3 separate regions of the Homo sapiens genome follow, and regions 1 and 2 are each linked to region 3. Evidence: chromatin loops called from intact Hi-C (ENCODE). Cell type or tissue: dorsolateral prefrontal cortex. All regions are shown on one strand. Each heading gives the region's core, and the rest is flanking DNA. Links, peaks and the distances in the headings are about the cores only.

Region 1 (8,162 bases), core at 985-5,984, 130 kb before region 3:
CTGCAATCTCTTGAGAGTTCTTAAGCCAGAGACACCCAGCTGGGTCACACTTGATTCCTGACCCATAGAAACTATGAGATGGTAAATATCTGCTAATTTTGAGATGCTAAATTCTGGGGTAATATTTACACAGTAGGGGTTTATAAACAAATGAGAGGTATGAAGCTACAGCTGATTGAACATGGAAGCAGCCCACTCACAAAACGAATTTCATGCTGACTCACCAACACACTAAGCCAGTGCTTCTGAAATTCTGCAGAATTCTCCACCTGCAAATATAGAGGAACACATAAGGATGGAAAGATGCAGGTTATTTCAATGTGAGAGCTTTAAAATCCACATGAGTGTCATTCCTTTCAAAGTGGTCACCTTGGCTGAGAGTACATTTATTCTAGTAACACTATTGTTCCAACCACAACTAGAACGACTCTTAGATATTCCAGTGTAAGTAGCAAAGAGGGCGTTGGCAACAATTCAATAGCAACAGATACTGTAAAACAGGAACGCTAAGACATCTTTCTTTTTTCTTTCTTTCTTTCTCTTTCTTTCTTTCTGTTTCTTCCTTCCTTCCTTCCTTTCTTTCTTTCTCTTTCTCTCTCTCTTTTCCTTTTTTTTTTTTTTTTTTTTTTGATGGAGTCTCACTCTGTTGCCCAGGCTGGAGTGCAGTGGCATGATCTCGGCTCACTGCAGCCTTCCACCCACTGGGTTCAAGCGATTCTCCTGCCTCAGCCTCCCGAGTAGCTGGGATTACAGGCACACACCACTAAATCCAGCTGATTTTTGTATTTGAAGAAGAGACAGGGTTTCACCATGTTGGCCAGGCTGCTCTCAAACTCCTGACCTCAAGTGATCCCCCTGCCTCAGCCTGCCAAAGAGCTGGGGTTACAGGCATAAGCCACCACACCTGGCCTAAGACATCCACTTTCTGTAGCTGCGGCTAACCCCAGTGAGCTCCGAGAGAGTGTGGCCCCAGGTACAAAGTCAGTGGAGGGCATCTGATACCTATGGAGCTGTGGCTTCAGATCACCTTCTGCTCTACTCCCTGAGGAGCTAGTTGAGTGTGTGTGAGTGGAGAAGACTCCTTGGGCCTAAACTAGAAGAGAGTTTCCCAGCTATAGACTGTATGCAGCAGTACACATGGGGTGTTCCAATAGATTACTAGTGTACCCCCAATACCCTGATTTCCAAATTCGAAAGCCTGGGGCATTACATGCTGGAGTTGGTTGTTGCATACTGGTGAGTTAAAGGCAGTGAAGGAGGTGTCCCCCAACCCTCAACCTGAGCAGCTTCATAGCTGTAGAGTACAGTACTGCCTGTCTAGATCAGGGATCTAGGCAGTTGCCAGAGGAGTCTGGCACCAGGGACCCAAGGTGTGACCAACAAAGAATGAGGGGACAGAAAACGTCCAGGCTTCCTAATCTCTGTCTTGTATTCCTGGGATACTTCTGGCTATTTGCTGCAAGGCAAGCACTCTGATGGTACATGCTCTTTCTGCAAATTAGAGTCCCTTATTTTGAAATGCTTAACCTGAAAATATTCCATTGGATTCAAAATCCGTTCCCTTATCACAGGAAATGTCAACATTCCCTTTGTCAATGAAACAAGAAGAAAAGTTGAATTCTCTTTTGTTACAATTTCAAATGTAACTTTTTGAATGGTTGTAAAACTGGTCTTAAAATTCGTATCCCCTTCCGATACAAAGTCAGTGATGGTGACTATCAAAACTTTGAAGAACTTATCATTTAAGGGTCTTGAGGAATTGTTACAAATCGTTACAGTTTTACAGTTGTAAAACTTGTCTTAAAATTCATATCCCCTTCTGATACAAAGTCAGTGATGGTGACATACAAATTATGTCCATGGAAGCAAACTCAAGCTTCTCATTAAAAGTGTTAGAAGATTTTCTTTGGAAGTTTCATACAAATTCAATAGTCACCATTATATAGGAAAATATAATGAAAATTTTCTCCAACTCCCCTACAGATGCCTCCAAATATCTTTCAGTTCTAGCTTTTTACACAAATAGTGGCCTTTTCTATGTAATTATGATATGCAAAATGTTGGGAAGGAATGGGAAGGTATAAAAGTTTCACTTCCCCAGGCTGCCCCAGGCATCTCTAACCACATCAGCTGCCTGGGCCCAGGGTAGCTAAGAGGGCATCCAACAGGCAGCTGGGGCGTTCAACCTCTTCTCCCACCAAAAGGACAGCTCCAGCCCCTAACGCCAAGGCCATTTGCCGTTTGTCCCTCACTGCTTCTCCTGGCACCACAGCCTCCAATGGAGGTGGGGAGTCTTCATCTTCTGAGGGTGGATTAATTTCTAGAAGAGCTTTGCATCACTCACAGCTAAATTCAAATGAATAAAACACATTTTAATATAGCTAATAACATTTGGAATCCCGAAGAGGCATGACATAAATTGATTTATTATTATTATTATTTTTTTTCCTAAATGGACTCTGGGGGCAAATTTCCTCAGCCAAATGCTTTGGGTTTGCTTATAAGAGTCCTGTTGGTCCCCGTGGTTTGTAGGAAAAGTGTCAATTAGATTTATGAGAACTAAGATGCTTAATTAAAAACATTCTCATTGCTTTATAGCTGTGCCTCCTCAGATACACAAAACAAGTTCTCTCAATAGAGGCTTCCAAGAGGCAACTAAATCAGTTTTACTATTGTTTCTCATGAAGTTCTAACAATGAAGCTTATGGTTCATTAATGGCATCAGTCACTTAAGGGATTATCTTCATAAGGGAGTAAAAATGGTATCTTAATGGTGTCAGCCAAGAGTCATCACAAAACATCGACATTCCCTGCTATTAATTCACTTCTATTCCATTTCAAGCTAAAGGTAGTGTGCTCAACCCTCAGCAGGCCTGCAAAATTCTTAGGAGAAACAGTAAAGAAGGAACAATGGGGGCAGGGCCCCACCGCAAAGGCAAGGCTGGGAATGCGCTGCCTCTTCCCAGAACTCCAGGGAAACGTCAAGATTTTCCTACTTCTTTGCTCGCTCCTTGTTTGTTTTTTCCAGTTTGTTTAAAATATATGTTTATTCATTCTTAATTATGAAAAAAACATATGCTTGTTCCCCCCCAAATCGGAGCAGTGTAAACGAGGAAAGTCCTCCACCCATTTATTTTTTAATATTAAAGTTAATTAAAATTTGGTCTCCCCTCTGTTTTACTCCATATTTCTGGTTTTCCTCATGCTCTCTGTCTGTCCTGCTCCCGAAGCCTCCTGGTTGTGCACTCGGGCTCTCAGCCCAGATTTCTTTTGTGGGTTCAGTTGAGCCCCGGGGTCTCGGCGGCCGGCGGCTCCCCGCGGCACTGGCTCCCTCTTGTGGCTCTCTGCGGTCACTGCACACCCGCTGAACGGCAGTCTCTTCCAGCGGGCCCCGGCCTGGGGAGAACAAATCCGGGGACAGCGAGAGGGACAATCCCAACGCTGCCAGCAGTCAGTAAAGATTCTCCCTCTAACTCAGAAGCCGGCCCCAGGGAGCATTTCGGGTCTCCTCATACATGTTAGGGCTCCTCTGACCCCTGTCGTTCCTTAGGTTTCTCAGGTGTTCCCTTGCGTGAGGATTTTCAAGAAGCATCAAGAGTGCAGCCTTCAGGGTCCAGGGAGCGGGGGCGAGAGGGACGGAGAAAGTGTGTGTGTGTGTGTGTGTGTGTGTGTGTGTGTGTGTGTGAGATGGGAGTGTCTGTGTATGTGTGTGAGAGAGAGAGATGGGGAGAGTGCCTGTGTGTCCGAGAGAGATGGGAGATTGTGTGTGAGAGAGATAGGAGTGTGTGTGTGTGTGAGAGAGAGAGAGATGGGGAGAGTGCGTGTGTGTGAGAGACAGATGGGGAGAGTGCGTGTGTGTGTATGTGTGTGTGAGAAAGAGATGGGGACAGTGTGTGTAAGACAGACACAGAGAGATGGGGAGAGCGTGTGTGTGAGAGAGAGAAAGAGATGGGGAATGTGTGTGTGACAGAGAGATGGGCAGAGTGACTATGTGTGTGAGTGTGTGTGAGAGAGAGAATGTGTGAGACAGTGTGTGTGTGTGTGTAGTGTGTGTGTGTGTGCATCTGTGTTGGTGTGTGTTGTGTGCAAGTGTACTTGGGAAGAAAAACAAGAAAGAAGAGTTGATAGCGGCTGCCTCACGGCTTCCCAAGTCCTCTGGGGGGATTTAAAAATTCATTTGCTTAACAAACAGACATGAAGCATCCAGAATACGCCAGCACTGGCGATGCCAGAATGAACCAGATATGCTCCTGCTACTAAGGTGCTCCTTTTATAATGAATGGAAGGAGAGCGTTTAGAAATGCTGGCCTAGGAAGCAGCGCTGAATGACAGAGTATCAGAAGCTCTGAGAGTGAATTCCTCCACCGCCACCCAGTATGGTGACCTTTGAGCAGGACACTTCACCTTCCTGAGTCCAATTTTCTCATCTGTAAAATGAAGACAAAAATACTCACCCTCATCTGTCTTCACTGGGCTGTTAGGAGGGTCAGCTAGTCTGATACATGTGAAAGTGCTCTGAAAATCACATGCAAATGCAAACTGATGCTGTATTTTCAATATAATTTGAGGGATCCTACCAAAAAAAAACATACCTCAAAATGACTCTCTTACAGCATGTGACTGCAGTTCTCACCCAAAGAGTCACTCGGTGAGGAGTCTTCTTAACTGGGATAAGGCGTTGTTACCTGGAGAGCACAGTGTTAATCCACAGAAGGTAGTTTGCGGATTAAGCCCTCCATAGGCCACTCCTCCTGGGCAGGAGAGTCTCCTAGCTCTCCAGCTGAAACCCTGCTTCCTGAACATTGCGCTTGCCTAACAGCTCCAGCACCAAGATCGCACGGCCTCTACCCTGTCTCTCTTTCCCTAAGAGATTTTCCAAGCGCTGTCCCCATTTGGGCTGGGTGTGCTCTGGTTGTTTTTTTTTTTTTCACAGCTACTACCACTCGGAGGGGGGAGGGGGTTCAGGGAAGATGATCCTTAGCTCACTCTAAGGATGATACAAGATTATCCTTGTATCTTGTATGGTACAAGATCATAGTGGAGGCTGACAATGCCAGGTCCATATCTCCTTGGCACTCACCTCTGAATACCAATGGTTCCTTACGTGAACACATAATTTTTCTCTGCTGAGGGCTGTTTTGGGCTTCCAGCAAATTAATGCCCCCATGAGCAGCCCTTAAGCAATGACAGATGAGGTGCAGCTGGATAAATACACCAACTTCCTCATCCCTCAGGGCAGTGATTGACTCTGAGGAAGGCTGCCCAGTTCCCCAGTGGGTCTAAGCCCGGGTGCCCCACTTGCCTGAAAACATGCTGTTTATTGGCTTCCTACCTTCTCTGTCTCTACTAATGCTTCCTGGGTCCCCTTGCAAATAAACTACTTGCATTCAAATCCTTGCATTGTGATCTAATTGGAGATGATAACCCAGTCTCAGACAGCTGGGGCTAGAAGTGCTCCTGGGAAGCAGACCCTCGGGATGGGATTGTGGAATTGGATCATTTATCAGCCCAATGGTCACAAGACCCCATAGCTGGTGTTGAGTGGAGTTTTGAAAGATTCTGTAAGATTCTCATCATACTCATTTTGCGGTTGAGTTCTGTAAGATCCTCATATGCAGTGAACTAAGATGGAGTCCTCTGGAAGGAGACACATCAGCTTATGCAATAGCTCTGGCACTTGAGCAATATGGTAGCAAAAGTCTGTAGAGATGGTTAGTTGTCTTTAGCTGTAATTGGAACCGCGAAAGAAGAAAATGACAGGTTCAGATCAGCCAACCATCAACTTAGAACATAGTGTGGATGCCAGAAGGCTTCCAGGGAAGCATTTTAAAAACCTTCATCTCCTGCAGCTGGAAGGCAGATCAGGAAAAAAAAACAGGTTCAGGCCCTCTTTTTCAGAGTGTTCTAGTAACAAAGGAAGTTGAATTCACAGCCCTGGTGTATCTCCTATGGGAAGTGAGGTCCCTGATAAGAAAGATATAGGGCCCTGATACCCAAGATGGGGAGCCTGGGGTGATGTTCCTGAGAACATGAACCCCCAGATTCCCAGGAACCACTGGACTGGCAGAAGTTAGCCCCTCTTAATTGCTAGAGGAGATGATTAGACAAAGACCTCCCCTGAGTCAGGTACCTTCCCAGACAATGTTTGCTGTCCTGAAGATCTGCTCCTGCCTCTCCCCTTTGCTGTAGATCAATTATGGTCAAGTCTCAGTAAGGTTCAGGCAGCGAAGCAGCATCCCTGCAAGGGAGGAAAGCCACAGGACCTGGGTAATAAATACTGGCAGGGACTGGGAGAACATGAATGGGAATGGATCTTGACAGTGTTGAGTCAGGGTTGGCAGGGACAGAAAATAAGGCTGGATAAGGAAGAGCTTAGTGACTGAGGATTAATATCCTGGTAAAAAGCAAAGAGAATTCTCCCTTTACTACAGTAATGAGGCGTCCACTAGTTAGGGAGGCATCAGTGTCCCTGAGAACTTCTGCAGTGGTTCTTTTGCAGGAGATGCTGCCTTAGAATTGGGCTTCATAGTCAATGGGAATGATACCACGCTGGAATACCAAAGTCCAGGTGGAGGCACTGAACCATCAGAGGCAAGGTGGAAGTAATTGTCGTAATGAGAAGCACAGCAGAAAGACAACCCTGAGCCTTGACCTGCGGGGACCCCTCGGGGTGGCTGATAGACCATGGTGTGTCTGCAGGTGAGATCACGGGCAGCCAGTGAGGGCCTGGCTTGACTTATGTCACTGAAAAGATCAAGAGCAAGTGGGCAGAAGGCTGGTGTCAGCTGCTATAATAAAAATCACAATCCCTCACCCAGTTTCTGCATGTGAGTCAGCTCTAAGATCCAGGACTCATTGATTGAAGGGGAGGTCAGGTCCCTTTGAGGAAGGATGCTGCAACAAACCACACCAAATATCTGTGGTAGCTCTTCCCCCAATCCTCCCCAGAGACTCCTTTAGCCATTTACCTGAGTAATTCTACACCGGAGAAAGGAGAACCCCTAGATCTTTCAAGGACTATTAGACATAGGATCTGAGTGGACACGAATGACAGTTGACCCAAGCACCACCATGGCCCCCTGTTAGAGTGGAACATACAGAACCTTGTGATAAACGGCCCACATCAGTCTCAAAATGGGCCTCGTGGGTCCATGGACCACACAGTGGTCATTCTCCCACTCCAAAAGTATGCTGGTAAACCAGCTCTCCAAAAAGAAAGAGGAAAAAAAAAAAAGTAGGGGGAGAAAAAAGCCCTGATTTTCACATATAGCACTGGCCAATTTCAAGTCCCCAACATGAAGTCATTGCACCTGAAGTAGGAAAAAGCGCCTTTAGTCCCGAGTGTAGAAAGAGGATGGATCTGTTAAACGACCAGCAGAACTCACTTGGGAGTTGGTCAGAAATGCAGAATCTCGGGCTCATCCCAGGGTATGAATCAGAACCTGCATTTTAACAAGATCCCAGGAAATTCATATGCACTTAAAAGATGAGAAGCCCCTGCTCCAGAACTATCCATAGATCCCCAAAGAGCCTCTATTTTTTTAGGTCTAAAGATTCTACAGCAGAGAGCATTTCTATTTTAAATGAATGAAGCTGTGACTTTCTCCAATATAGTTATCACTATCCCCATCATTGTCATCATCACTGACTGTCATCATTACCATCCCCGAGCAGGATCCATTAGATACCTACTTGTTTCATGGACCATTTTTTATATTAAAAAAAAAAAAGCCCATAATAACCTGACAATGTCTTCCCCTAGCTGAGAGCATTTTGACAGATATTTTTTCGAAGTAATCAGAGTTCTTTTTTTTCTTTTTTTTTTTTTCTTGGCTGGTTTCATCCTTTGGCAGGGTTCTACAACTTATTTGCTTTCACTTAGTTTATATCACTGTCCCTGGCAATCTCCACTTTCCCCGACTCCGCAGTTCACTCTTCATCTACCCCAACGCAGCCAGCTCTTCCCTCCCGGCCCCTCCACCTTACTCGAAGGTTTCTGCTATTGTCAGAACAGCCAAAGACAACAATGCTTCAACTGGCAGGAAACAGTCTTCACCCTCTCAGGATTTCCTATTATGTGATGTGCAGCCTTTTCCAGAAACACAATTGCATCTAAAAAAAGAAACTGCCTGGATTTACCTTCATCTCAACACAATGAGTCC
Region 2 (8,162 bases), core at 1,398-6,397, 110 kb before region 3:
AAGGAGAGAAGGGAGCAACCAGCACAGGCTGAAATCATGAAGAGATGAAAGGAGGTGTAAGCTGGACCTTGGAGGATGTGTGGGATGTAGGATTTGGCTAAGTGTAAAGTGGAGAAATTGGGCTTGGAGTTGAAGAGGGATGGGAAGAGTTGATGGATGCCAGCAGTGACCAAAATAGGCCGTTGATGTGTAGAAGGTGGGATGTTAACTTGGCTACACAAGTCTAGGTCTTATTATGGAAAAACAAATGATGTGCCTGCCCTCAAGGAATTATCTAACTGGGGACTTAGAAACAAAAAAAAAATAATAATTTCTCTTTAATAATTCCTCATGCCCAGGCACAATACTGGGCACAGCATAGTTTCCAAAATTCAATACCAGACTGATTGGCTGCCATTCTTCTTAACTCAGTTGAGAGACTCCAAAACTTTCCATCTGCTGGCTCCTTCTTTGTATACTAAGGCCACATTTTCCATTTGCCTTCAAACAGTTTAACATTTTTGCTGCATTACTGAGGCCATTTTAATTTATCACTTTGTTTTAAAGCACTGCACCATCCAAAAATAGCACAAAATTACTCATTCTATTCAAGGGTAGATGGTACTGCAGCCTTATATGAGACATGTAATCTTTCACTGATTGGGCCAGTGTGAACACAGGCCTGGTTTTCAGAGTTCTAACAGTCCCGGATGGGAGCTGCTTGTTTTTTTGAAGCAAGTTTTAAGCTTTTTTGCCACCAGAGCCACTGAAGAATGCCTGACCAGCCACAGAGAGAAGCTATGCAGCTGGGTTCTGAATTCCTTCCTTGTCTAGAGATCCAGGCAGGCTGAAATATTTTAGAAAGAGTTGACTTACCAAACTTTCTTTCTCCTGGTTTTCCATAATGTCATTTCATGTACCTATTTTTAAAATGTTTAGTTTTACATTGGATTTTGTGTTTTAAGCCTATAAAAAACTTGATTTAGGATTTCACTGGAGCCTGGCAGAATAATTTAAAGGGAGAATTTCTTGAGAAATGGAAATCAGTACTGGTTTTTCCAAAAGTTTTGTTGAGATTATTTGTGATTGCTCTTATTTTTATAGTGAGTACAGCCCCTCCTTCCCCTTGCCTTCTGCCTCCCTTTTGTATGCATAAGACAGCCTCATTCTGGTGGCCTGTCTTGAAAATCACCATAATGGAATATATATGAGGATTAGGCACAGAAATGTCAGGCCTTATTAAATTTCAGTAGTCAAACTCGCTTTTGTGTTTCCCATTACCTCTCTGGTCTCTGAGACTTTCCAGAGAGGAATAACTCTCCATGTCCCATAGGAATTGTACCCCCTCCCCCAGTTTTAGCAGAACCTTGCCTGTTGTCAGTCATTATTGGAAGACTATGATGTTTTCCACTTTCATTGACTTTTAAAAAATTCTCTTGCAAAGAAGACCTTTGGGTGATTCATGCAATCAAATTCTGTTAGGGAGGAGAAAGTCTAGCTGTCAGTGGTATTATTAAATGCCCGGTGTAAAACCACGGAATCTGGGCATTCATACCCCCTCTCCCCAAGGAGCTCAGTGAGCTTTGGATGCATTACTTTCCTTTATTCATCCTCACAAGGGAACTCGAAGAGGAAGAGGGGGGCCAGGCTTCTTTAAACAATCTTCCTAGCATTTGTAGCTGCTGTAGTATACGTGGTACGATAGTTCCCCCACCGTAATCCACAGTTTTGCTTTCTGTGGTTTCAGTTACCTGCAGGACAGTATTATAAGATATTTTAAGAAACAGAGAGAGACCACATACACATAAATTTTATTAGAGTATATTGTTATAATCGTTCTATTTTATAGTTATTGCTGCCAATCTCTTACTGTGCCTAGTGTTTAAATTAAACTTTATCATAGGTATGTATAGGAAAATATATAGTCTGTATAAAGTTCTGTACTATCTGCAGTTTCAGGCATACCCCTGCAGATAATGGGGGCTACTGTATATACATTGTTTTTCACTCTAGGTGCCTCCAACTAAGTAGAAGTGTGGAGACTCGACAAGGTTTAGAAGGAACCTAAAATAGCTATTAAAGGTAGAGCCACCAGATCAGCGCAGCTGTCAGGGTTTGAAGGCACCCCTGCTTTTGGAGTTGGCAAAGACCTAAGGAATCCACCGCAAGGAGAGAAGGAGGGGGCATGGACACACACAGGTGATTTAGGAGCCTGAGGATACACCTCACTCCCAGGCAAGCTCTCCCACCCTCTGCCGCCAAGGAGAGTGCTGGCACATCTCTCTGGCAGTCTTCCACCTGAAAGAGCTAATCTGCCAGTCATCGCACACTCATCTTCCTGTGGGCTGCCAGGAAGAATCTGGGTCAGTGGGAGTTTACAGCTGTAGGAGCAGCCAGACCAGGTCATGAACTATGGTTCATCTACTTTGCAGAAAAGATTTAATGAATCCTTTAAGGCTATGTTGCCTCTCCCAGGGGTATTTGCATTTATAAAAGAACCAATGAATAAAACCATTATTTTATATGGGAAATTGGCAAATCAAGTGGAGGAGGCATTTAAGGCCTAGTAGATCCCTCACCTAGCCATAGATTATACCAGAAGTGTGGTCGATAACTACTGTACCTATTCAACATGCAGGGCATAGGAACAGCATGGAGACTGGCACGGAGGAGGGCTGAATTCCCAGAGGGCTGCCGCCAACTCAACAGTGAGGGGCTCAGACCCTTCACCTCTGTGGGTGTCAGTGTGCTTCTCTGTAGAATGAAGGGTAGGAAGAAGAACCAGTCCACACCGCTCCTTCCACTACCTCCTTTCCTCATCCCTCTTCCTTCTCTTTCACTGTTGGGGCGGCTGTGTGGATATCAGAGTTCAGCTGTACAAGCCGGAGTGGGAAGTTTTGGCTGATTGCCAGTTTTCTTCAGAATTTCTCTACAAGTTGAGTTAGGGAGCAGCAAGCTGGTGGCAGGGTGGAACCAGTGTTTGTTGTGCTTTCCATAAAATGAGATCCATCTCTTCCAAGCCACCCTTTTCTCCAGTACTGACTAGCTGATCTCCAAGATACCTGATGGTCTAGTTTCAGGATTAGCCCTGTGGTCTGACCCGCTGGCTACTCCAGATGGAACTGTCTCCGGGCTCTTCTGTGTGCTTAGCCTTCCCTCTGGGCAGAAATGCACCAGGGAAAGGACATAACGAAACTGGTTTTATCAGAACAGCCTGCCTGAGAGAGATCAAGCAGGGCACAGGTAAAAATGTTAATAAAAATTAAAAATAGAACCTGCAGAACAGGTATTGCTCTTTTTCAGTTGGCAGAAGCCTGCTGCCAATATCAGAGTGATCCCTACCAATGTGATGAGTGTGGGGAAGGCCATAGAAAGGACCGGCGAATGCTGGCATTGATGTGTGTTATTTTAACATTTCTGAAATCCTGTTCTTAGTCTGCACACCTTGTCCGAGGCTCCGATGTTATCCAGGTGATTCATCATTTAATGCTGTTGGCTTCAACATGGATTTAATGGTAACTAAACCAAGTGCACACTATGTGAAGATCTATTCACTTGGAGGTCCTTCATTTCAGGTCACCAGGTATGCCCCTGGGCTCCTGCCGCAGCTGATCGGGTGCTAGGTGCTGAGGATACACGGTGAGTTCCTTCTCTCCCCTCAGGGGCCGGTGTCTGGATGGGTAACTTTAATATGATGTCGGATACAGAGAGGGCCAAAAGAACATGAAGGAAGGCCCTTGACCTCCCAGGTGGTGAGCTGGAGACCTTGGGGAGATGGAGTGAGGTGCAATTTGCAGGAAGAAAGGAGTTACCCAGGTGAGCGGGAGGAAGGCAATGGCATTCCCAGTAGAGGGAGCTCTCTTTTTGTATATTGTGGACAGGAAGGAAGTGGGAGGTGGAAGGTGGGAAGAAGGTGGTCAGAAGGAAGAAAAGGAATTGCATTCTCTCCCTTTCCTACCCATCTGCACTCTTATTGCTGCAGAAATAGAGAGAGAAAATCCACATCTAGGGATGGTTTTTATCAGCTTAAAGGAGGTAGAATAAATTTGGATTACTGTTTCTAATAGCAACAAAACAAACAAATCAGAAAACCCAAGCTGCATGCAACCTGAATGTCTATCCATAGACATTGCTTAAACAAACGCAGTACATTCATATATATTATGGAATAATATGTAGTTTTAAAAAAAAAATAAGATAGCTTTATATGTAGAGAGATATCCAAGAAATATTAGTAAATAAAAAAGCAAGTCATAGGAAAATATATATAGTGTATACGTTCCCATTTATGTAAAGAAATATATGCATCTTGCTTGCGGTCATGTATTTTTGTGCATCTATATACATGCACATATATAAACACATAGAAAAAGGGTCTGGAAAGATTCTTAACTTCTGGGGAGGGAAGTGGGATTGGAGGATGGCAAAGAAGGACTTTCACTTTCTGCTCAGTTTGCTTCTATATTGTTTATATTTTTACCCGAGAATATATTACTGAGGTAATTTTTTTTTTTTTTTAGTCTGGGAGAAAGCAATTGGAAGAAATGCAAAGCTCTTCAAAGGAGACCTATAAAGTCATCTTTGTTTTGTTCATTCTTCTCATGTTTCTGCATTCTGGGCATTCTCCTAAATTGGGGAGAAACCAAAATGCCCAGAAGTCAAATTCTGCAACTGTCATCATGCAAAATGTCAAATGAGAGAACCAAAGTATGCTGGATTCTATATTGTTAGGAAGGGATGGTTAATTTGATTGACTCTTGGGAGCTATTTTTCTAGCATTAAGTAATTCTAGGGAACCCTTCTGTGATCATCTCTGAGTAAATAAAGAAGTGAAATTGCAATTCAAATAAGGAATCAACTTTAATGCTCTCATAGAGAATATAAGCCAAATTACAGTGTGAATTTAAATTGTAATATGTCAGAGGCACATTATCTCAATGGCAATATTTTCTAAAATGTCTCTTCTTTTTTTTTTTTTTTTTTTTTTGAGACGGAGTTTTGCTCTTGTCCGCCAGGCTGGAGTGCAATGGCTTGATCTTGGCTCACTGCAACCTCCACCCAGGTTCAAGTGATTCTCCTGCCTCAGCCTCCCAAGTAGCTGGGATTACAGGCATCCGCTGCCACGCCCAGCTAATTTTTGTATTTTTAGTAGAGATGAGGTTTCACCATATTGGCCAGGCTGGTCTCAAACTCCTGACCTCAGGTGATCTGCCTGCCTCGGCCTCCCACAGTGCTGGGATTACGGCTGTGAGCCACCGCTCCCAGCCTAAAATGTCTCTTCTTACCCAGCTTCCACCTCCAAGCACACATGCCTCTCACACATCTGTGATTTTGTTATCTAGTACTGAGCCAACAACAAAGCAGAACATCTAGCACCAACAAATATTTAGATGATACACTGTTAAAGCAGCTCCCACTAACACCAGATAGGCTTAGGGGTCATTTTGCTCTTTAGCATCTCCCCTACCGAAGCCTGCAGAAAATTTCTAAGCTTATCTGGTGCCGGTGGGAGCTGAGTTCAACCCCGCTAGACAACAGAGTCCCAGACTGTATGTCCCAGATTCAACCTCTGGTTCATGTCAGATCTAGCAAGAGTTTGGGGCCACCTTAACTTTTCAACTTGCCAGGGATAGAAAATGTGGATGGCCTTTCCCACTGTTTATTTATGTGGGTCAGGTGGCTTCACCTGGGTAGGCTCCCATTTCCTCACATCCGCAGGGGTGCGCACTTTCTAGACCAGAGAATGTGTTTAAACCCCATGTGACCCTTGAGGAAAAAGCTCTAATAGTAAAGAAGATCCTCTGTTTGAAGAGAAGGGCAAGGCAGTCTCACACCAAACAAAGCAATCCATATAAGACCCTTTTCTTCTGCCTCAGGAATTCTTTCTTTTCTTTTCCTTTTTTTTGGTGGGGGGTGGGGGTGGGGGACAGAGTCTCACTCTGTCTCCCAGGCTGGAGTGCAGTGGCACGATCTTAGCCCACTGCAACCTCTACCTCCTGCGTTCAAGGGATTCTCCTGCCTCAGCCTCCCAAGTAGCTGGGATTACAGGCACCACCATGCCCAGCTAATTTTTGTATTTTTATTTTTATTTTTTTTAGTGGAGACGGGGCTTTGCCATGTTGCCCAGGCCAGTCTCGAACTCCTGAGCTCAAGCAATCCACCCGCCTCGGCCACCCAAAGTGTTGGGATTACACTGTGCCCGGCCGCCTCAGGAATTCTCTAAGTGGAGAATTAGTGGTGGGAATATTACACCTGATAGCTCAGAGGTCTCTACATTCAAATTTGTCCAAGGTTTATTACTGGGGTCCCTGGACATAATCCAAAGGGTTCACAGACTAGTTGGACTGGAGGAGGAATCACTATTTCCACTAACCTCTCTCTGAAATTTAGCAAGTTTTCTATTTTAAATATGGTAACATCGCTTCTCGGCCTTTTAGCTAAGATCAAGTGGAGTATCTGTTCTTATCAGTTTAAATATGGTAACAAACTACAGTAGTCTTATTGGTACCTGTGGCTTAGTCACCAATAGAAATCAAGATAGTTTCATATAACATTATAGTTACCCCTGATATCTCAAAATATTTGCCCTGATCACTATTGCAAAATTATGGAAGTTACTTAACTTGCCATTAGATCTTTTTGTATAATGTTTAATAAATAAGAACATATAAAAATCTTTATCATAGACTTTAAAAAATATTTTAATAACTGTATTTCAGTATGCCCAGATGCATTTTTAGCCCAATGTATTTTCTTTTTATAACCCAATTTATTTTCTTTTACTGTTTTATATAAAGATAGTATTCTGAGCGGGATGCATAAACCTCACCAGTCTGCCAAAGGAATCCATGTCCAGTAAAGATTAAGAACCTCAGCTCTAAGTGAGGTTAGAATGGGGTTTGCAAATGTTGCTCAGGGTCTGTGTCAATGTCACTTTATTTAAACATTCCTGAGATTCAGCCTCCAGCTCACTGAGCTCCTCCTAACCAAATATGTGAAGGAAGAAGCTGCATCTGTATAAACATCATCCAGCTAAAGTGTCAGGTTTCCTTCTCTTCTTCACAGTTGTTTGAAGCCAACAGTTAAAGGCATTAAAAGGATCAAATATCCTGTGTGGCTGGAAGAAGAGAAAAGAACTTGGGAATTACAACCCAAGCATTTGGTTTAACTCTGCTACCCTGTTTTATTTGTTTGAATTAAGCGCAACCAATAAGAGCTCAAAAAATGAAAGAATAAGTCATAAACCTGTAAGTTACTGGTTTAATTTTCTCAGTAGGGCATTAGGGCATCACCTAATAGCTGCTTAACAGCTTGATAATGAAGAGTCATGGCTTCTGATCAGTGCCTAGACATGGCGTGACGAATGCATTTTACTGTGATCTGATCCAGTTACCACTGTGCTGGGAAGGGCTCTGAGGCCATCTCCAGGTCTAAGAAGGGGAAAGGTGCTGTGGTAGATCACTGATGCCTGCTATGGTAAAGGGATGGAGCTGTCTGCATGCCCCATAATTACCCAGAGTCCAGCCCTAACTGGTGCCAATGGCCACCTTTACTTGAAACCCAGGTAGAAATATATTCCTGAACGTTCCTTCCATATCTCCCCTCTGTGCTGAATAGAAAGGGTAACCTCAGTTCCTGTAACTATTTTGCCAACTAACTGCATTATATTGATGAACAAGGAGCATGAAACACATGATATTGTACAAAACTGTCTGGGATGCAAAAACATTATAGCACAATTGATGAGAGAGAATTTACTAAAAAATTAATAAATTGATCAAAGAAATGGGATTCCTGTGCTTCTTCCTATTAGTATTACAAAGTTTGACCTCATGACTTCTGCTTGGAAATACTCAAACTCCCAAATCCAGTGCTTACTGACTCAGTTTACCTGGCTGTGTTTCTTTTGTAGGCTCTTATTGGCGGGAGGCAGTGGGAGGTGGTGTTAATGCTACCCTGAACATACAGAGGACTTTCTAAAACACTGTCTCCTGTGATGCCACCCAGCAGGCAGGAGAGTGTCCATTGTAATCATTATTTCTATTTTGCAGATGAAGAGACTGGGGCTCCAGGAATTGACTTTCCCAGAATCCCATTGTCACTTCAGGGCTCTCAAGATGTTGCCTTCCAGAATTCTGCTTGCTCGTATCAGGTTCTCCTAAAGAAAGGAAGCCATTAAACAA
Region 3 (8,162 bases), core at 2,052-7,051:
CATCAAATTATTTTTCATGTGTATTTCAGAGGATTGCTCTTCCAAGAAATACTCTGTAATACACTGTATGCATTTGAGAGAAAACTCTGAACTTGTTTTTAAAGTTTGTATATTCAACCAGGTATCAATGACACTTTTTCATCTTTTTTTTTTTAATTACTAAAGAATCCAGTCACATCAAGCATCATGAGCTTCCAGAATCCTGAGTTCTATAGGAAACCAATTAGTTTGAACATCTTCCCCAAGGTATAAAAGTATTTCGCCAATCCCAATACAGGGTGAGAAGAGTTTATGAGAATTGAATGAAACAATGCAGATAGTCTCTCACCAACATCCCCCATAGCCTCACAATTCAAATGCAGCATTCCACTTGCTCGGCTTTAAAATTTAATAAAGAAAAGTAAAGCGATGGGTTGGAAGATTTTGGAAATTGAGCAAAGATGAAAGAGGCAGTATTGTACATTTGCGTTTCTTTTATATTTGATGTCCTTCCATGTTAGGGAGAAAAAGAAAATATGCAAGAGTACGAAGGACAATGTTTTTAATAAAACCTTGGCTGCTTTTCTGTAAGAATCGATGCAAGTAATTTTATCTCTTTAGGGGTGGTTTTCAAAGCAAGGGGAAGAAACAAATTGACAGGATCTCATAAGGTACTTGGGAAATGCACTCTTTTTGTGCTTTATTTAACTTAGCTAGGGAAAAAAACTACGTGAAAAGGCAAGATTTCACTCAGATCTAGTTCTGCTTCATATGACTTAGAAAGGAAAAAAAGGAAGAAAGGAAGAAAAAATCCCTCTCAAACCTTATGCCCTATATCATAGTGTTGTACAGATGACTTTTAAAAGGATAATAACATATTTCAGTATTTTTTAAACTGAAATTTGACTAACTGTACAAATTTGGGTTGTGGGTTCTTTAACGAAGGAAGATAATTATATTTATATTTTTCTGACATGATATAAAAACTTAAGTCAGCATAGAGCCCCTGCTGTCAAGCTAGGCTGCCATTTGAGCTCCTAAGGAAGAAAATCCTTGGGAAAGATTGTATTTTATAGTCCTGCCCTCAGCAATTCAGCTGTGCTTCATTCCAAGACACATTTTTGCCTTATGTGCCATAATAAAAGCAAACCTTCTTGCCCCTTAGAGGGGCACATTTAGAAGATCAAGAGGAGAATGTACTTGGGCCACAGTCTCTCCTAGGACGGCTGCAAGGCAAGCTGTAATAGAAACCAAAACAGGGCACATCTAACCGGTTCTGGGTTTTCTCCTGAAGGCAGGATGTAGACCAGGTTTTTTGCAAGGGTCACTGAAGTTTGCAAAACTTTTTCTGCTCCTGGCTGATTGAGCGAGCCAGAGCCAGCTCATAGCTTGGATTGGAAATCATGTGAAACTCATTTATGCCATTTTGTATTTTCTCTCTTTAACTCCCTATCAGACATTGAGCCGAGTTTGCATCCGAGTCTGGAGTTGGTTTACAAGCATACTGGAAATAAAACTCAATTGGGAGTGAGAATCCAGGTGAACCGAAGTAAACGTGAACTCTTTGTGAACCAAATACTACTGTACGCCTCTTCAAAGCCTACAGGCGCCTGAAAATCTCCCATAAATCCAAGCTGCATTGAAAGGATTTGCTCCAAGCCTTCTACCAGTAGCTTGCATCCACATGCATCAGATTCAGCTGTCTCCTAAATCTGCAAAGTGTTATCTGCCTCACCGTGCACAAACTACTGTCCCAAACTGTATTCAATCCAGATGGGAGGTTTTATCACTTCCTGACTTCCCTTCCATTGTAAGGATGAATATTTTGAAACCAGGCAACTAGGAAAACCATACCCCACTAAATGGGAGCATATACTATTTAGGGAAAACTTTCTAATTGTCCCCCAGAAAATGAAGAAATTATGCTCTTCTTGTACCCTGATTGTACAAAATGTTCAGCTCCCTGGGATATGCACCAGATCACATTCACAAGAGAACCTACCATGGGTGTGTCCAGCGTCACGCACAATTCTCAGTGAAACAGCTTAATCTCCACACTTTTCTGTCTCACAAGCAAATTAGGATGCAAGTGAGGTTGAAATTATCACAGGAATACATGTTATCCTATTTTAAAAAATAATTTTCAAATGCTGGCACTTCACTATTAATAACAACAATTTACTTGTGACAGCTGATAAGACACATTGATATTTCAATCCTGATTCACTCAGACCACCACCACTCCTATAAGTACCTCCAATCAGGGAACTTGTCAATCATAAAGTGGAAGTTGGTTTATGTTCTATTTCCTCCTCAGGGACAGGGCCCAAGTCTTGATCATCACTTTACATAAATCAGTGCCCAGGCTATTGCAGGGGTGCAATAACACTTATGTAAACCAAGGGAAAGGCACATAATATGCCTAGAATATCTCTAGAAGGATCCTCCAAGAAACTGCTAGCAGTGATTGTCCCTCAACAGAGAAACTAGGGGTTGAGGTGAGACACTTGATTTCACTGTTTTTTTTTGTTTGTTTGTTTGTTTGTTTACTAATTAAACTTTTTACCCAGTATTTTGTATTTTATTGGGTACATTAGAATATTTATTGAATGAATCAACACACAGATGAACGAACAAGCTATATCCAGGAACACAAGAGTTGACGCCCAAATATTTTTGTCTGTACCAACTTAACAGCAGTGGCTTTTTCCAACCCGAAGTTTCAAATCCTTCTGGTGACTCATGTCAAGTTGCGTGCGCCAAGTTAAGAGAGTGCTGACACTCTGACTCAGTGTGTACAGAAATTCTTGGCCAAGGAGGAGACAAAGAACTGTCACAAAGGCTAGACTTTATTGGTTCAGTTTTGATTCATTAATCAGAAGTGGAAATGCTCACAGTTTTTCTCCATATTAGATGTTGCTGTATCTTGTCTGTGAAGAGCAAGCGTGGTTACTTCTCAAGATAAAGCTCTATCCAAGATCCAGAAAAATGGCAATTCTTTAGAGAAAAAAAATCCATTTATCTCATGTCCCTAGTTTCATGTCTCCTTTCAGCTCCAGAGAGGTGGCTTACTGCAGTGAATTGAAGAGCACTGGCTTTGGGATCAGGCAGAACTGTCTAACTATCCTTTGTCTCAGAATTTGCAGTTGTATATAAACTGGGGACAAAGGTACCTACCTGACAAGGCTGCCATTAGGCTTAAATTAGCTAATATATTTAAAATCCCTGTAACATAGTGCTTAAAAAGTGGTAGCTATTATTCCTACCGTAAAATAGTTTTACAGCCCTTTTCATCCTTTAAATTGACTGAGAATCAACACCAGTCGTTGCTTTAAAACAAAGCTTTGAGGCTTTAAGTCTTACCTATAAGGTGCCACTACATTATAAGCTTAAGAACGTTTTGCCTCCTCCCATAATAAAAATATTCTGTGGTGTTTTTGACATGTTACTTCTTTTGCCTACAGTGTAAAGATTAGGAATAAGCTTGCTATTAATACTTCCAATATTCACTGTGTCATCTGTCTGACTGTCATAATCCTCAATCAATCACCTTTGTGCTAGCATCACTTTTTATCCAACCAGGTCAAGATCATGTAATTTGACGGCTGCTTAGGAATTTGTCAGCACTGTTATTTGAAGGGTGTTAGAAAGACACTGGCACTACAATCAGACTCTGTAGCAATATGCCATGCCAAAGGAATTTTTAATGAGGTGGATTTTTTTTTTTGAGTTGGGGGATCCCTTGTCCCCAACTCAAATTCATGCTTCAGTCTGGTTCCAAAAGAAACCAGACTTTTTGGAACCACAATCCCCAGATTCCTCAATGTTTGGCAAGTTTGCCAAGAGGTTCAAGCTGCCCTCTAGCTCATCTGGCTGCTGCTCTTGCCCAGGCTGTCTGATGACTTGCTGGGCCACCAGGGGCCCTGCCTTTCCCAGCATGGAAGTATGTGACTCTCCCCACACTCCCTGCGCCAACAATGCCAAGAATCAGAAACAAGGGCCGGGAGTGTTAGCAGGCCCCGCATGAGTGGCAGCTTAGAGGGCTTGCATTGTGCTTGGTGCACCAAGAGCAGATTGTTATTCTGCAGGCATGAATTAGAGCCTGGGCAGAAAGCACCATGGTCTTGCCCGGTGGTGTCTTGCTGCTGCTGGAGAAGTGAGAGGGCTGCGGTTGTACAGAATTTCTGCAGGCCATGTTCCAGGAATTGTCCTTAGAGGGCTCATCAGAAGTGGAAACATTTGCTTCTTGAATTCCAAACACCCTGAAATTCCATTAGTCTATTATTTTCCCCCTACCTTCCCCACTTCTCCTGCTGTGAAATGGCATCAATTCATTAACTCTGCTCAAAGGCGATTGTATTCTCATGACTTCAATGTATCATTTTAAATTTTTTATATTTTGCATAAGCTTTATTAAATACGTATCTAAGTTGGAATGATTATCCCCACTGTCTGTTCAGTTGTCATTCAGACAATACTTCCTGGCAGGTTAGCTACTACAGATTTAGCATAGTTACTGAAAGAATGAAGATGGTTGGATTTTATAGACCTTTTTGTAGACTATAGGGCTCTGAGGCGTCAATCCATGCAATGACTGCCTCTTTCCTCCAGGTATTGAAAAACACAACTCTTCGTGCTTTCTGACTGGCATGAACCCATAACAACTAGATTTAATTGTGTAAAAGATCTCAACTTCAAAGTCAGCTAAAAAGGCCTACAAAACCATCCATTATACTGCAAAGTTAAACGATCACTGTTTTTCAAAGTCTTCCTGATTTCTCTGCCAACAGAGATGTGCTAGAACCAATATTACCCTCTTCTGGTGGTGGGGTGCTGAATGGCTTTGCAACAACAGAAACTAAATACATCTGGGCAAACTGAATGGCAGGAAATGGTGACCAATGAGATTTGCAGAGACCATTTGGGGGGAAGTTTTTAAAGGACTCAACATGCATATATCATCTCCCCTACCTCACCCTTCCTATTCCCCCTGCCCTCACACCCTCACACTGCCAAAGTGGAATTCAGTAGCATTGAAGGAATAAAAATATCCAGTGCAAAGGATTTCCTTTTTTTTTTGAGACAGAGTCTCGCTCTGTCACCCAGGCTGGAGTGCAATTGCACAAACTCAGCTCACTGCAACCTCCGCCTCCTGGGTTCAAATGATTCTCCTGTCTCAGCCTCCTGAGTAGCTGGGATTACAGGTGTGTGCCACCACGCCCAGCTAATTTTTGTATTTTTAGTAGAGACAGAGTTTCATTATGTTGGCCAGGTTGGTCTCGAACCCCTGACCTCAGGTGATACTCCCAAAGTCCTGGGATTACAGGCGTGAACCACCACACCTGGCATTGCAGAGGATTTTCTAAGATGGAGTCTGCAGCATTTTCCTTGGGGGGTCATTTACTCACTCCTGCCTCCCCAACCCCTATTCCATTCTGAGCCTGGAGTATCAAAGATACCAAAGGTATTGAAACTCTCCTCACACTAACTTATACGTCATGCGTCAGCCTCACCATTGCTGGGTGGGGATGGCAGGGAAGTATGCATGAATTTCTCTGAACCATTTTTCCGGTTCAAGCAAAAAGCAAAGGAAATGAAGGAATCTGTCTCATGCACAAAGCACAGACTATGATTCTCCTCTAAGACATGTGCCCACAAGTAGACTATCATTATTTGAGGTAACCTTGAGTATAATTAAAAACCTTTCAGCACTCTAGTCATATTTCCTGTCACAAGGACAAGATGATACACTGAGAACTGATCAGGCTTAACTGTACCAGCAATGAAAGTAAACAGGGCATTATATGAACATACTCCCCTGTATATACAATTGTGTATTGGCAAAAATTAACATCCTTCAACCACTCTTGGAAAATATACTTTATTCAAATGATTTTTAGAAGGAGCAGAATTAGGGAGATGTAGAAATCTTTCACTCATGCATTTGTGATCAATATTTTTTGAATACATAATACAGGATACATACACATTGTTGAGGAAATGAATAAATGGTTTCTATAACTCCCCATTTCTACTCCTAAACTTGTACACTTTAGTGGCCCAGTATTTTAGAGTACCATTGACAATCAGGCTCAATCAAAGGAAATGTAATCATAGTAGTAGCAGATTTTATTCTCTCTTTCTTTCTTACACAGTGCAAGAAAAAAATAATGTGAAGACTGGGGGAAAAACTGCTCCATGTAGCTTTTGTCCAGGAAGCCTGATGTGTGTTTCTTATGGCCTTCCCTCCCCTATTTAACTTGGATAAAGATGGCCTCTTTTGAGAAAATTCACTCACCAAAGCTCTAATGCCCGAGCTTATAAAAGGAGAGCTATATCACAAGTGGAAGATGACAGAAGAATGTTACTAAGAGCACCAGAGTTTCAAAGCTTCGTCCTTCCTCTGCCAGTCTGGAATCCAAATCTGGAGCAACATGCTTTTGCTTGCAATGTCTTCTCTTCAAAGTAGGAAATGAAATTTTAAAAACAAGTGAACTAATCAAAGGTGGGATTTACTTGTCTGCTTTCAAACTAACAGATAATAATGATTCCTTCCCTCAGACGGCATTTGAAAAATTGCATACAATTAAAAAGACCATGTATTTACCACTTTTGTACTTTATCTAATAGTTAATGCCAAAAGGTATTAGATCTGATAACAATGACTATTACTGTACTATTTTGTAATATTCACTGCACATTCAGTATTTTACTAGTTGGAAATATTAATAGTATTAATAGTATTAAAAGCATGGTTCCTACCTTGATGGAGTTCACCTGATTGGAGAAAAAAGGTATTATTTGCTGGTAGATGTGTGATTATTTACAATGACTCATATTACTCATATTCTCTATTCTGAGCTCTGCCACCCTACTCTAGGTAGCCCTAAGCAAATTATTTAAATCTCCCCAATGCCTCAGTTTTCTCATCTGTAAAATAGAACTTTGGGAGGTAATGAGGGTTAAATGAGGTCTTGAGAGTGGGCCCCTGGTCCTATGGGATTACTGCCCTTATAAGAAGAGACACTACTCTCTTTACTTGCGCATACACCAAGGAAAGGCCACGCGTGCACACAGTGGCCTTCCTCAGCTATTCAGTGAGAATTAATTAATGTTTGAGATCTTCAGATAAAAAGACTCTCTGGATGTGCAGAGGGCTATTACACAAACAATAAAACTGCATTTATACACCACTTGGCATGATTCATACAAAAAGAAACAAATTCCTGCAAGCTCTGCGTTCTGTCAAGACCAGGATATACATCTGTCCATTGGTGGTGTTAAGCCTTAGACTCTGTCCAACAGAAATATAACATAACTCACATATGTAATCTTAAATTTTCAAGTTACCAAATTAAAAAAGGAACAAGTAAATATATTTTAATAACATATTTTAGCTTAATATATACAAAATATTATTTCAACATGTAATTAATAAGCAAATATTAATGAGTTATTTTACATTCTTTTAACTGTTTTTGAAATCTAGTGCATATTTTACACTCACATCTCAATCTCAATTTGGACTGACCAAATTTTGAATGCTCACAGCCAATTGTGGCTCTAGTGGCTCACCTATTGGAGAACACAAGTCTAAGAGTTTGCTCCAGGCTGTGACATCCATTCATCCACGTGCTGGTTTCTCTTAGGTGGATAGGTTGGTAGAGTCAACTTTACTCCATTTTCATCCCATGTACTGTTGGGCTTCAGCGCTGGTGATACTAGAAAGTCCTTGTTTCCAGTAGCACTCAGGAGATTAGCAAGATGGCAATGAAGGATGCTCCAGAGAAAATAAATAAATAAATCTCCCCCACTTCTTCTATCCTCACAGAGGGATATCTTGAGACATTTATGGCAAAGTCCCTCTCTGTTTTCTACCATGACCCCCAGAACACACTTGGCATCCCGCAGAAAATACACAGAATCACAGCATCACCCCTGAATCTCCACTTAAGAACATTATGTCAATTTTAAGTGGTTCCCAATAAACTAGAGTTTGAAGTGCAATAAACAAAATATTTTTTGTTTTGCTTGTTTTGTTTCATTTCATTTCTTTGGGGGGCAGTGGCTGCCATTGTTGGATTTTTGGATTTTTCAGTTGATTGGTAGTTCTTTTAAAAATATCTTTTACTACATAAAATTATTAAGGATATGACCCATTCTCGATTTCAGCCTTTAAACTC

Evidence for each region. A loop is a pair of places that touch in the nucleus more often than their neighbours do. Peaks named below come from ENCODE experiments on the same cell type or tissue, not always from the same donor. Only the 100,000 strongest peaks of a DNase experiment are listed, where the experiment ranks them.
Region 1: it touches region 3 in a loop (4-fold over the local background); 13 of 110 quality-filtered maps call a loop at or near these places.
Region 2: it touches region 3 in a loop (2.8-fold over the local background); 13 of 110 quality-filtered maps call a loop at or near these places.

What each region holds. Positions count from the first base shown.
Region 1 is chr3:150,218,107-150,226,268 of GRCh38, forward strand. No RefSeq gene overlaps it. Among named protein-coding and RNA genes, the nearest start is that of LINC01213, 16 kb to the right of the region's middle. In dorsolateral prefrontal cortex, for the core only: a CTCF peak has its summit at 3,325 (motif pointing left); a DNase peak (open chromatin) is centred at 3,345; H3K4me3 peaks cover 870 bases.
Region 2 is chr3:150,235,381-150,243,542 of GRCh38, forward strand. LINC01213 (long intergenic non-protein coding RNA 1213) reads left to right here and starts at 3,139. Exons shown (of 3, transcript NR_110168.1): 1 at 3,139-3,222; 2 at 3,555-3,618; 3 at 4,500-4,826. It also overlaps the pseudogene LOC124906376. In dorsolateral prefrontal cortex, for the core only: a CTCF peak has its summit at 3,849 (motif pointing right); no DNase peak of the experiment used is centred there; H3K27ac peaks cover 56 bases.
Region 3 is chr3:150,345,943-150,354,104 of GRCh38, forward strand. It overlaps LOC107986141 (a long non-coding RNA gene), which reads left to right. Exons shown (of 3, transcript XR_001740958.1): 2 at 1,436-2,477; 3 at 6,135-7,347. Among named protein-coding and RNA genes, the nearest start is that of LINC01214, 26 kb to the left of the region's middle. In dorsolateral prefrontal cortex, for the core only: a CTCF peak has its summit at 3,940; a DNase peak (open chromatin) is centred at 3,969; H3K27ac peaks cover 945 bases.